Linked DNA regions of Homo sapiens: region 1 is linked to region 2. The links are chromatin contacts, found by Hi-C in ENCODE. All regions are on one chromosome and are shown on one strand. The core of a region is the stretch at or near the end of the contact, and the rest is flanking DNA. Distances in the headings are between cores, read along the strand shown. Region 1 holds the start of MTAP (methylthioadenosine phosphorylase). Region 2 holds the start of TTC39B (tetratricopeptide repeat domain 39B).

The links. A loop is a pair of places that touch in the nucleus more often than their neighbours do. Pooled maps may share reads with other maps.
Region 1: a loop to region 2 is called in a pooled map, with 4 times the contacts of the local background. The contact joins the promoter of MTAP here to the promoter of TTC39B in region 2. A Hi-C loop is called at or near these places in 6 of 50 pooled maps.

Annotation. Positions count from the first base shown.
Region 1 is chr9:21,800,841-21,806,550 of GRCh38, reverse strand. MTAP (methylthioadenosine phosphorylase) reads right to left here and starts at 3,915. Exons shown (of 8, transcript NM_002451.4): 1 at 3,770-3,915. The coding sequence starts at 3,802. RefSeq lists a cis regulatory region at 1,341-1,342, enhancers at 1,270-1,414, 3,073-3,282, 3,777-4,405, 4,406-5,036 and a silencer at 3,573-3,732.
Region 2 is chr9:15,305,966-15,310,685 of GRCh38, reverse strand. TTC39B (tetratricopeptide repeat domain 39B) reads left to right here and starts at 3,470. Exons shown (of 20, transcript NM_152574.3): 1 at 3,470-3,602. The coding sequence starts at 3,561. RefSeq lists silencers at 3,216-3,555, 3,586-3,905 and enhancers at 3,143-3,705, 4,269-4,720.

The DNA.
Region 1 (5,710 bases), core at 2,666-5,165, 6.5 Mb before region 2:
GCTTCCTCCCTCCCTCAACCTGCCACCCACTCTGCTCCTACAGCAAAGAGGCCCCTCAGCATCCCAGCCTCTGGCCCCCTAACCAGCAGTATCTGGGAGGAAGGAATCCTACACTCACCCTCCTTGGCTCCAAGGAGTCACTCGTGGCCCCTTATCGCCCACTTTGAAATGATCCACCAGTATCATCATCTTTTTGGTTTTCCAGGTCAAAAGCAGAAATCATCCTGTTCTTCTTCCTGCACTCCCCACATCTTATCCATCTCTGTGTTCTACCTGCAAATTCTATCCCCAATCTGATTATTCCTCACCACCTCCATGGCTCCCACCCTAGACTTCAGCCCCAGCACCAAGACTTCTGGCCTGATCTCTTAGCTCTTCCCCTGCCCACAGGCTATTCTGTATACAACAGCCAGAGTAATCATTTTAAAATGTAAATCAAATGCTGCCTCCCACTCTTAACCCTTCAACAGTTTCCAAAACATTTAAAATCAAAATTCTTGATCGCGGTCTACAAGGATGGCCTTATGAGCTGCATCCACCCAATTCTCACTGTGCATCCGTGATTTCCATTCCTACCACACTGAGCTCACTTCTGCGACATCTTGGTTTTCGCTCTCCTACCCCCATCTCTCTCCTCAGGTCTTCACTTGGATCTTTACCCTTTATCCCTATTTTCACTATCAGCTTAAGTCCATTCAGGCTGCTATAACAAAATATCTTAGGACTGGGTGGCTTATAAACAGCAGAAATTTCTCATAGTCTGGAGGCTTAGCAAGTTCAAGGTCACAGCAGATTCAGTGTCTGAGGAAGGCCCACGTTTTGGCTCATAGATGGTGTCCTCTCACTTAGTAGAGGGAATAAGGCAGCTCTCTGGGGCCTCTTTTGTAAGGGCACTGCTTCCATTCATGAGGGCTCCACCTTTATGACCCCAATCACGCCCAAAGGCCCCATCTTCTAATACCATCACATTGGCGATTAGGTTTCAACATACAGATTTTGGAGGCAGACTACTGCACAGCTTAAAATCCACCTCCCTAGGAGTCTTTTCTGACACCCCTCACCCAATGGAATCTTACTGCTGTTTCACTTTCATGTCAGTTGGTTTCCCACCCTGACTAGAATATAAACTTGAAGAAAATAAATAAAGGCCTCGCTTACTCAAAGCTGCATCCCCATTGTCTAGCAGGTATTCAATAAATATTTTTGAATAGGATTCCACCAGTAGATGGCTAGATTTGAAAGATATGCCAAATATACTGCCAATCCAAAACTCAGTGGAATCTTTCACTTGCATGAGTTAACTGCACCTCTAAAATTGAGAATGAATTTAAGATCCACCCCGTTAATATCTCTATTTTAAGAAGAGAGGTACTTGGGCTGACATTAAAGGAGTACCTGGAACTGGGCTGAGTGTGTTACATGTTACTGTATTTAAATCCAGCAACCTCTCAAAGGACCTGCCAGTGACACCAATGGGGTTCAGACACACATGTGCCTCCTATACCTATACCTGGGTGGTGTGCAGTGGGCACTGGAGGCAGCCTGCTTTCTGCATACCCTCTGCCTCCCTCTTCAAGATGGACATTCTATCAAGTGCTCATTTTAATTGTGCATTAGGTCACAAGAAAACAGGGCAGAGACCACACTTCAGATTTCAGAAATGCCTCACATCTAGTTGGTGGAATGCCAGGCTCTAGGCCCAATTCTGTCATTATCTAGGTCCAGCTGTGTAATTCTGGATACTTAGCTGACCTTTCTGGGCCTCAACTTTACACCCGCAAAACGGGTTTGTGTGGCTATATGGATGGTCTTGAAGGAACACTCCAGCCCCATCATTCTATAATTTGGGAATAGGATGTGGTTTTTATTAACCTATTTTGCTCTGGACACTGGCACCTCACATCTTCTATACAGAATGTTGCCTTAGAAGTCTGGGGAATACGGTGCTGGCATCATGGAATCTCTACGGCAAAGCTGTCATCTGTTCTAAATTAAAAGAGAAATCAGCAGGCAGTCCTAGCACCATATGTACCTCTTAATTTTATATCCAGAAGCTTGCCAAGACCAAAAATACACACTATTCAATATTTACATCAGGTCTCTGAGAATCCCATTGCCCATTCTGCACTTAAATGCACTGCATTAATTTGAAGGGAAACCCTGTGGCAGGGAGAATGCTAACCAGATTAAAGTAAGACTGTTTTAAACACCATTTCTCCATTTTTAATGGCGCTTGAAGTGTATTCCTGCAAGGATAAGGTGAAAAGTTGTGGCCTAATGATACCTAACACAATAACTTAATAATTTTTGGGGAAAAGATCATTCAAAATTAATCTCAGTTCCCCCACTTATAAGCACTACCACTTAATAAGCTTCTACCATGTGCAACATAGACAATATAATTCTAGCCCTCCTAGCAAATTCTGCAGTAAAATTCTCAGTTTATAGATGAGCACCTAAGAGAAGTCACATACTTCACACGAGTTTCATGAAAACCATTTCTGCCTTGTTTCCGCCAAACAATGAAGGCAGGGGAGAGGCCTTCTATAAATATTTGCTGGATGCAAGATTCTTTTCAAAATGACAAAATAAGTTTCATATATAAGTCTGGATGCAACACCCTTCACCATTCCTCTCATTCTAAGTGGCTCATTTAAACCTGCAAGGGCGTAATAAACTAATCTGGCTGATTACACACTGACCGCAGAAATTCGCCTTCTCCCGGGAAAACTGCAGTCGAGTGTAGGGAATCGAGATGCTTTGGAGAAGATCGCAGACCTTCCTATCCCATAGGCCAAAAATTTCTAAAAATCAAACAAGAACGCATTCTTAGCCAGTAATAAACTGCCTAGAAGAGGTCTTAAGTTTTATCATCAATTTTTCTTTACGTGCTGTAATTCTCTCTCGGAATACTAACCAGGAGAGAAGTGTTTAAAACCCCAGGGAAGCCAGCTGCTACTCTCAGAACTCGTGCCCTCCTCAGCACAAAGCTTCCCACCGCACAATGACCCCTTGTATCAAGGCCTCTCAGGGCCTAGGGCACAAGGAAATTGAACTCTAACTTGCAAGGCTGCAAAACAAAGCAGTTTCAAGCCAGAGGCCTCCAAACAGTGCAGCCCTAAAAACGGACGCCTGTACTCCTTTTCGAAGAAAGTCTCAGAATTCTTACAGTATTACGCTGCTGGGGAAAACTTCAGCGCGGAGAAGGCCTACGTTTGGAGGAAAAAGAAGCCGGAAGCATACAAAAGAGCAAGTAAGCAGTTCTCCCACGTGGGCCGCAGGCAACAAGCAGAGTCAGAGAGCGGAAGCTGGAGTCCCGCAAGGCACCAGGAGACGGTCACAGAAGCTGCAGGCGCCCGGACACCTCCTGACTCCAGCCGGGTGTCTTTCTTGGAAGAAGAGTGGTTCTCAGGAATGGTGGTGGCATGGGTGCAGCCTCTCCCATCCACGACCTCTCTCTCTAAAGGGGTGCCTACGCCCTACAGGGTGCGGGTGCAGATAAGCCAAAAGGTGGTGTGTGTGTGTGTGTGTGTGTGTGTGTGTGTGTGTGTGTGTGTGTGTGTGTTGGCGGTGCGGCAGGGGGATCATTTGCAAGCGTACCCTCTCCTCGCGCGGCAAGTGAGTCCCGAGTGCCGCGCCCCAGTCCCTCCCCGCGGCGGCAAGGGACGCACGGGCCGGGCGCATGGCCCCCGGAGGCGCGGTCCCCCGGCGCGGGGGCGAGAAGGCATCCGGCAGGGCGAACCGCTGCGGCTGGGAGGGCTCATCTCACCTTCACGGCGGTGGTGGTGGTGCCAGAGGCCATGTCTGCACGGGAAAGGAATCTGCAGTGGGCGAGCGCTCGGGACTAAGGGAACCAAGCGAGCCACAGAGCGGTGGCTGTGCCAACCTCACTGCGCGGGAGTGAGCAGTGCGGAGACCAGGGGCGGGCCTTGACTCCTCCTCTTCCTCCCCGGGACAGCTGGATTGGCTGCTTGTGTGGGATCTCCCCCGCCACCCCTTCCCCAAATCGAAGTTCCCGCGTTCCGCCCCTTTTGCAGACCTTTCCGGTTCTCCAGGTTTTTGTCGTTTTTTTTTTTTTTTTATCCCCAGTTATAACTAACGGATAATGATAATAATGGAGACCATTTATAGAGCGCTGTATTGTTCCAGACTGTGTGTTTTGCACTTTAATTGGCTTACTTAACTTTCGCTAAAACCTTATAAGGAAGAGCAGCACTCCCTGCTTGGCCCAATATTAGTGGCGTCGGAGGCCTCAGCTGCAAAATCTGGCCCGGCGGCATTCCAGAAGTTCTCGCGGGAGGGAGAATCCTCACCAAGGCGGGTACTGGCCGGCCACGGAGATTCTCTTAGGCAGCTAACGCGGGGCGGCCGCCGCGGCGGGGGCAAGATTTGTCCTTCCTGCGGCTGCGAACCCACCGCGGGTTTGCGTATTTCCCTTGATTCCTGGAGGACAGAGCTGGGATGGACTTGACCCAAGACTCAGGGATGACGAAAGGGAAATAAACAGAGTAACGTAGTACTGGATAATCTTTCTGATTTACGAACTATGATTTACTCATCTTCAATTTGAGGGGCCGCTTTTAGGGGGTTGAGACCTTGCACAACTCCCAGTCTGGCTCTACCTGGCTGGGGGCATCTTTAACCCGTTCTACGCCGGAGCGGCATCGAATACACCTGGATTCAGAATCCAAACTCAGGTCTCCGTCATTCAACACTAGCAGGACGCACACACACACACACCACGAGCCCTTTACAGGGATAATCCCTCATGCTTACAGCCCCCGTCCCTTCCCTACTGGGGTAATCCAATTTAACCTTCCTTGATGGATTAAGCGTTCTGAAACAAAATAATGGGTGGCAAGGATCTTAAGGGTGGACTCTGAGATGTAGAAATGCTGCAAATTAGCCTGGACGTGGGAGGAGGGCCGAGAAAGGGGATGCTTTCCTCTTTCCTTACAGCAGCAAAACACGGAAACAAAACACAAGTACAATTTAATTCAAAATACCACTGTGTGATGTTAGCCTGGATGCTGCTCATAGAACCTATTTACTTAAACAGTATAGACTTTCGTCCTCACATTACTATAAGCTTTAGGTCTAAATTTTCTCACAATGTAAAGTTTTCTTTCTTCTGTTACAATCATCTATTTCTTTTAAGTTATAAAATGCAATGGCAAAAGAAGAATGAAAGTAGAATCCGGGTGCTCCTTTGAGGAATAGGAGACAGGGAATCCTTCGCGGATGAAGACAATGTAGCTTTCTAGGGGCCTTTCTGCCGATTGCTCTATTGAGGAGCAGGAAGCCCACCACTCAGAAGTGAACCATTGAGGGCACAGGGATGCCCTAGGCTTTATGGCCGCTACCTAAGTAGGGGATCCTAGCCAACTTAAGTGACTTGATATGGTTAACAAGTCCAGTTTCTACTCAGCACTGCCTCTCTGCTAAAAGTTAGACGTTGTAACCAAGTTAGATCCTGTAAGCATAAAATACCCCTAGGCATAGGAGTTGGAAACTTGGCGAGGACCAGGCTGGACTTCTGGACTTTTCTACTATAACTTGCAGGTTAGGGCTCAAGCATTTGCTCTTGAAGATGTGATGTCTGTGAAGAGGAAATTCTTCTAAAGTTTGAATTTCATGTAAACTTACATGTGACAAAATATTATTCTACTTTTGATATTTTCTCAACCACTTAAGATTGTAAAAAAGCATT
Region 2 (4,720 bases), core at 2,221-4,720:
CAGTGCTATACATACAGCAGGAGGATGTGGTAGAGTGTGACTGAGAGGGAGGGACTGCTTTAGAAGGGGACGTCTTCCTTGAAGAGCTAAGACACGAATGTGAGACAAAGTCACTGACAAACACATGATTTACAATGAGCACTTATTTCATGGATTTGAGCTTCTCCTACCACACAAATCATGAAGATTCAATTTTCACTTAAATCAAGTACCAGCAAAAAACTATCAGCTAAAGGTAACATGTTCAGGAATACTGAAGATTAGATTGTTTACAATATTAGATTTATTTTGAAACACAAACAGCTCCCAGTAGGTGTGGCTTCAAAATGAAATGATTCAGATACCCTCTTGCTTGATCTCTATGCTAATTACTTCTGGGATATGGAATATCTGAGTAATCTCACTTGACTGCTAGAGTATAACATTATCAGCAAACTTGCAAGGGGAATTCTGTGTAAAAACAAATCCATTCTAATTGTTCTTTGAAGAAAAACTTTTATATTTGTGATTCACGATAAAATCACTCTTGTATAGGCAAAGCTGACAGCTGCCCTGAGCAAAGCAAATTTGATTAGACGTTCCAGTGGCTAGAATACATTTATTCATTCAGTGTTTATAATTGAAACATGAATGTTGCTTATCTCCTGCCGTGAATTTAAAACATACGAGACTTCAGGTTTGATCCCTGATATGTAAAAAATTCAACAACAAAAACACCAATCAAGCTTCAATTATAAGTATAGATTTTTGAAAAATTGTACTCGATTTTCATTATAACATAATTCTGTCACTAATTAGAGCGAAGTTTGTTTGGATCTCTTCAAAATTTGAAGAGTTGAAATTCCAAAGGCAGAATAACAGCATATGGGAGAAGAAGCTACCAGTGAGATGGCTTCATGTCAAAAGGATGTGCTATCAATTCAGGAACCAATGAACTTTGAAAAACAGAACCATGCATGAGTAATACAGAGTAGAATCTGGACCTGGATAGGAATTCTAGCCTCAGAAAGTGAAACATAGGAGGAGGTAGGAGTGGGTTGGGGGTCTGGGAAGGAATGGAAACTTTCAAGGGTATTGGAATTAAACAAACTCTATGTCTCTTCTGGTCCATCTGATTCTAAGTGTTCAGAGCATGTGTTCTAAATAATAAAAGTATTATTATTATTATTATTTTTGAGACGGAGTTTCACTCTTTTCACCAGGCTGGAGTGCAATGGCACGATCTCGGCTCACGGCAACCTCCGCCTTCAGGGTTCAAGCAATTCTCCTGCTTCAGTCTCCTCAGTAGCTGGGATTACAGGCGCATACCACCATGCCCAGCTGCTTTTTGTATTTTTAGTAGAGACTGGGTTTCACCATGTTGGTAAGGCTGGTCTCGAACTTCTGACCTCGTGATCCGCTCGCCTCGGTCTCCCAAAGTGTTGGGATTACAGGCATGAGCCACTGCACCTGGAGCTTTTTTATTGAGTACCTGCACTGATGAATAAGATAGTGCCTCCTTCTAAGCAATTTACAGATTAGTGGGAACCCAGGAGGCGGAGGTTGCAGTGAGCCAAGATCGAGCCATTGCACTCCAGCCTGGGAGATGAGAGTGAAACTGTCTCTCAAAAAAAAAAAGTATTATTATTTAGAAATTGGGTCTTGCTATGTTGCTCAGGCTAGTCTCGAACTCCTAAACTCAAGTTAGCCTCCTTCCTCAGTCTCCCAGTGCTGTAATCCCATACAGGCGTGAGCCACCACACCTAGCCTGTGTCAGCTAGTTTTTTTAAAACAGCTTTACTAAGATATAATTTACATAATCATAAGTTCCACCTATTGTAAGTACACAATTCAAGGATTTTTAGACAATTCAGAGAGTTGAGCAACCATCACACGATCTAACCCATTTTTTCAATGTTTCTGCTGTAGAAACCATTTTATTATTCTAGTACAAAAGTACATGCCAAGCCATTAAAATTGTACAGCAAGTATTAAGGATGCAAAGTGACTCACTGAAAATGTATGTAATGGACTTGCACAGACAACTGCTCTACTGACACAGAAAGAAAGAGAGGGAGGGTGGCTAGAGCCAGTACAGTACAAAGCAATGGTTATCAGCTAGGCCCTAGAGTTAGACTGCTGGGGTTCAGATGCTGGCATCCCTACTTACTTAACTGCTGTCTGGCCTCAGGCATATTACTTGAACTCTCTGAGCCTCAGTTTACTCATCTGAAAGAGAACAGCACCCTACTTTATGGGGTTATGAAGAATAAATGAAATACTATATGCAAGAGGTTCAGTAGAGTCCTGGCACATAGTAAGGACTCAAGAACTATTAGCTGTTTTTACAGTTATCACTGGATGACTATTAAATAGCCTTTCATGAGCCAGACATGGAAGACCACATGCTCTAATTAAATTTATATGAAATTCTAGAGAAGGCAAATCGATGTTGATAGCAGATCAGTGATTGACAGAGGCTAGGGAGCGGAGGTAGGAAATTGACAGCAAAGGGTCACAGAAAACTTTTCAGGATGTTCTATATTATGACTGGGATGCTTTGTAAACACTTGTCACTGAATCACACATTTAACTTGGTGCATTTTTCTGTATGTAAAGTAAATCTGACCTCTCTCCCCCAAACTCTTAAAGATCTAGCTTTTAATTTTCCAGTTATTTTACATGTCAGAAGCAAGGTTCAGTTTCTAAACTCAGCCAACAAATATCTGTTGAGCACCTACGATGTGCAAGACACTGTTCTGGGTGTTGGGGATACAGTCTTGAAGAGGACAGATAGCATCCTACCCCCATGGAGTTTATAGTTCAAGCACGAATTATACACCTATGTTTGGAGTTACAAAATACAGGATGCTATGGGGAGAATACACTGTCCGGGTAGGGGGAAGTAGAGGAGTTCCAATATGTATAAATCTCTGTCCCGCGTTTTTTTCTATTTTTTGAACACAGAAGCAAGCAGAGTCCTTCCACCTACAGTCCAGGTGGGTGGTGTGTCAGAGGCCTCTCGGGGACCAGTGACCGTGACCCAAGGCTGCCCTCAGGCCACACCATCTGCGAGATGCGGTGGCCACCTGGCGAGGGAAAAGGACTGGCACCGGACCAAAGACCAGGTGGATGCTTCCACGGACCCCAGGTGGGGCGCTGCTTTGACCTTGGCTTCGTCATGCCCGCGCTCTCTAGCTTCTTTCCAGGTGTGCCCAGCCACCGCAGAGAACAGGCGGCAGGAAAGCTTAGGAAACCCTCCCAGAGGGCGTGCCAGACCGGGAAACTTTATCTGGGAGGTGACTCCACCCACTTGGGCGGGGCTGCCGCCCGCTGGGGGCCGGGCAAGTGGCCCGGCCAGCGGCGCGGCGTCCGGGGAGGAAATGGATGCTGTGCTGGCCTGCCGGCTCCGGGGGCGGGGAAATCGAGTAGCTGCACTCAGGCCCCGCCCGAGACCCGGAGGGAGCGCCGGGCCGTCCCCTTTTGCCCTCCTTTGCGCTGGGCTGAGCCCAGAGCCGAGAGCAGGAGTCGGCTCTGAGTTCCCTGCTTGGTTTTTGGGTGGCAGCAGCCAGAGGAGGAATATGGCGCTCTTAGGCAGCCGAGCGGAGCTGGAAGCGGACGAGGTACGATCCGATGGGGATTGCGGGCCCGGCCCCTGAAGCCCTGGACAGGAGTCCGGGAGAGAAGAGTGAGCCCGGCTAGGACGGCCGAGGCCCCGCCCCCTTGGTCCCCTCTCTGGGGTGGGCTGGCGGGCGCCGGGTGGGGGCGCCCGGCCTTGGTAGGTCTGTCCCCGCTGGAGCTAGGAGGGTCCCTGCGGCGCGCGGAGCGGACGCAGTGCCGAGGTTCGGAGCGCCGGCCCCGCGAGTCGTGGGGATGGAGGACCCACGTCCTGCCAGCACTTGGATGGGCGTGAGGGCGCGGGACCATAGGACCCGCAGCTCTGAGCTGTTCCGGGCCGGCCCAGCGACGCCTGGGCTTTACGAAGTCTGACCCTGAAGTCCTGGCACTGGCTCTCTGGGTGTTCGTGGAATCATCCCTCGACCTGGGAATCTCACCTTCTATGGAAGTTTCCTGGTGGCAGAACCGAAAGGCTTACGATTGATGAAAAGAGGGGGCAGCCTGAGGAACAATGAGTAGAGGGGTACCTGCCGCGACAGCAGGGCAGGGCTGCCAGGGGCTGGGGCTGGAGGGCTAGAGCCGCAGCCCAGGCTGTGGTGCTTCCCTCTCCCTCCACGGGGCCGGGACACTTCCCCTAGCAGGTCCTCAGAGTCGGTGGTGGCCGGAGGGAAACCACTTTGAGAACCGACTCCGGCCTCCTTTGGTTTCAACTGTGTTTGAGTAATTAGCCACTCCTTCAGTCGTGGCGCGCCCGGGCCTGAGCACCCAGGGGCTAGCGCGCCGGACCTGTTGATTTATTGACTATTCATTTCAGCACCTGGCAACTCCAGAGACAGCGCTCTCCCTGCTCTTGAAGTTGAGACCGAGGCTCCAGCAGCAGCCAGCACCCACAGCTGCTGTTCCTGCCATCTTACCTGACTTGAATTGTGCGAGTCGCTGCCTTTAGAAGGCTTTGGTTTCAAATGATGCAATAGTGGACGATCTGGAGGAGGCGGTTAAGTTTCCCGTCCATCTCTTTAGTGCCAGGAATCTCCTGACAAGGAAGACTATACTTTAAATGTGCTCCGTAAAATAAACAAAAAACAAAAACTGAACTACAGCTCCTCTGCATGACAGAGAGACA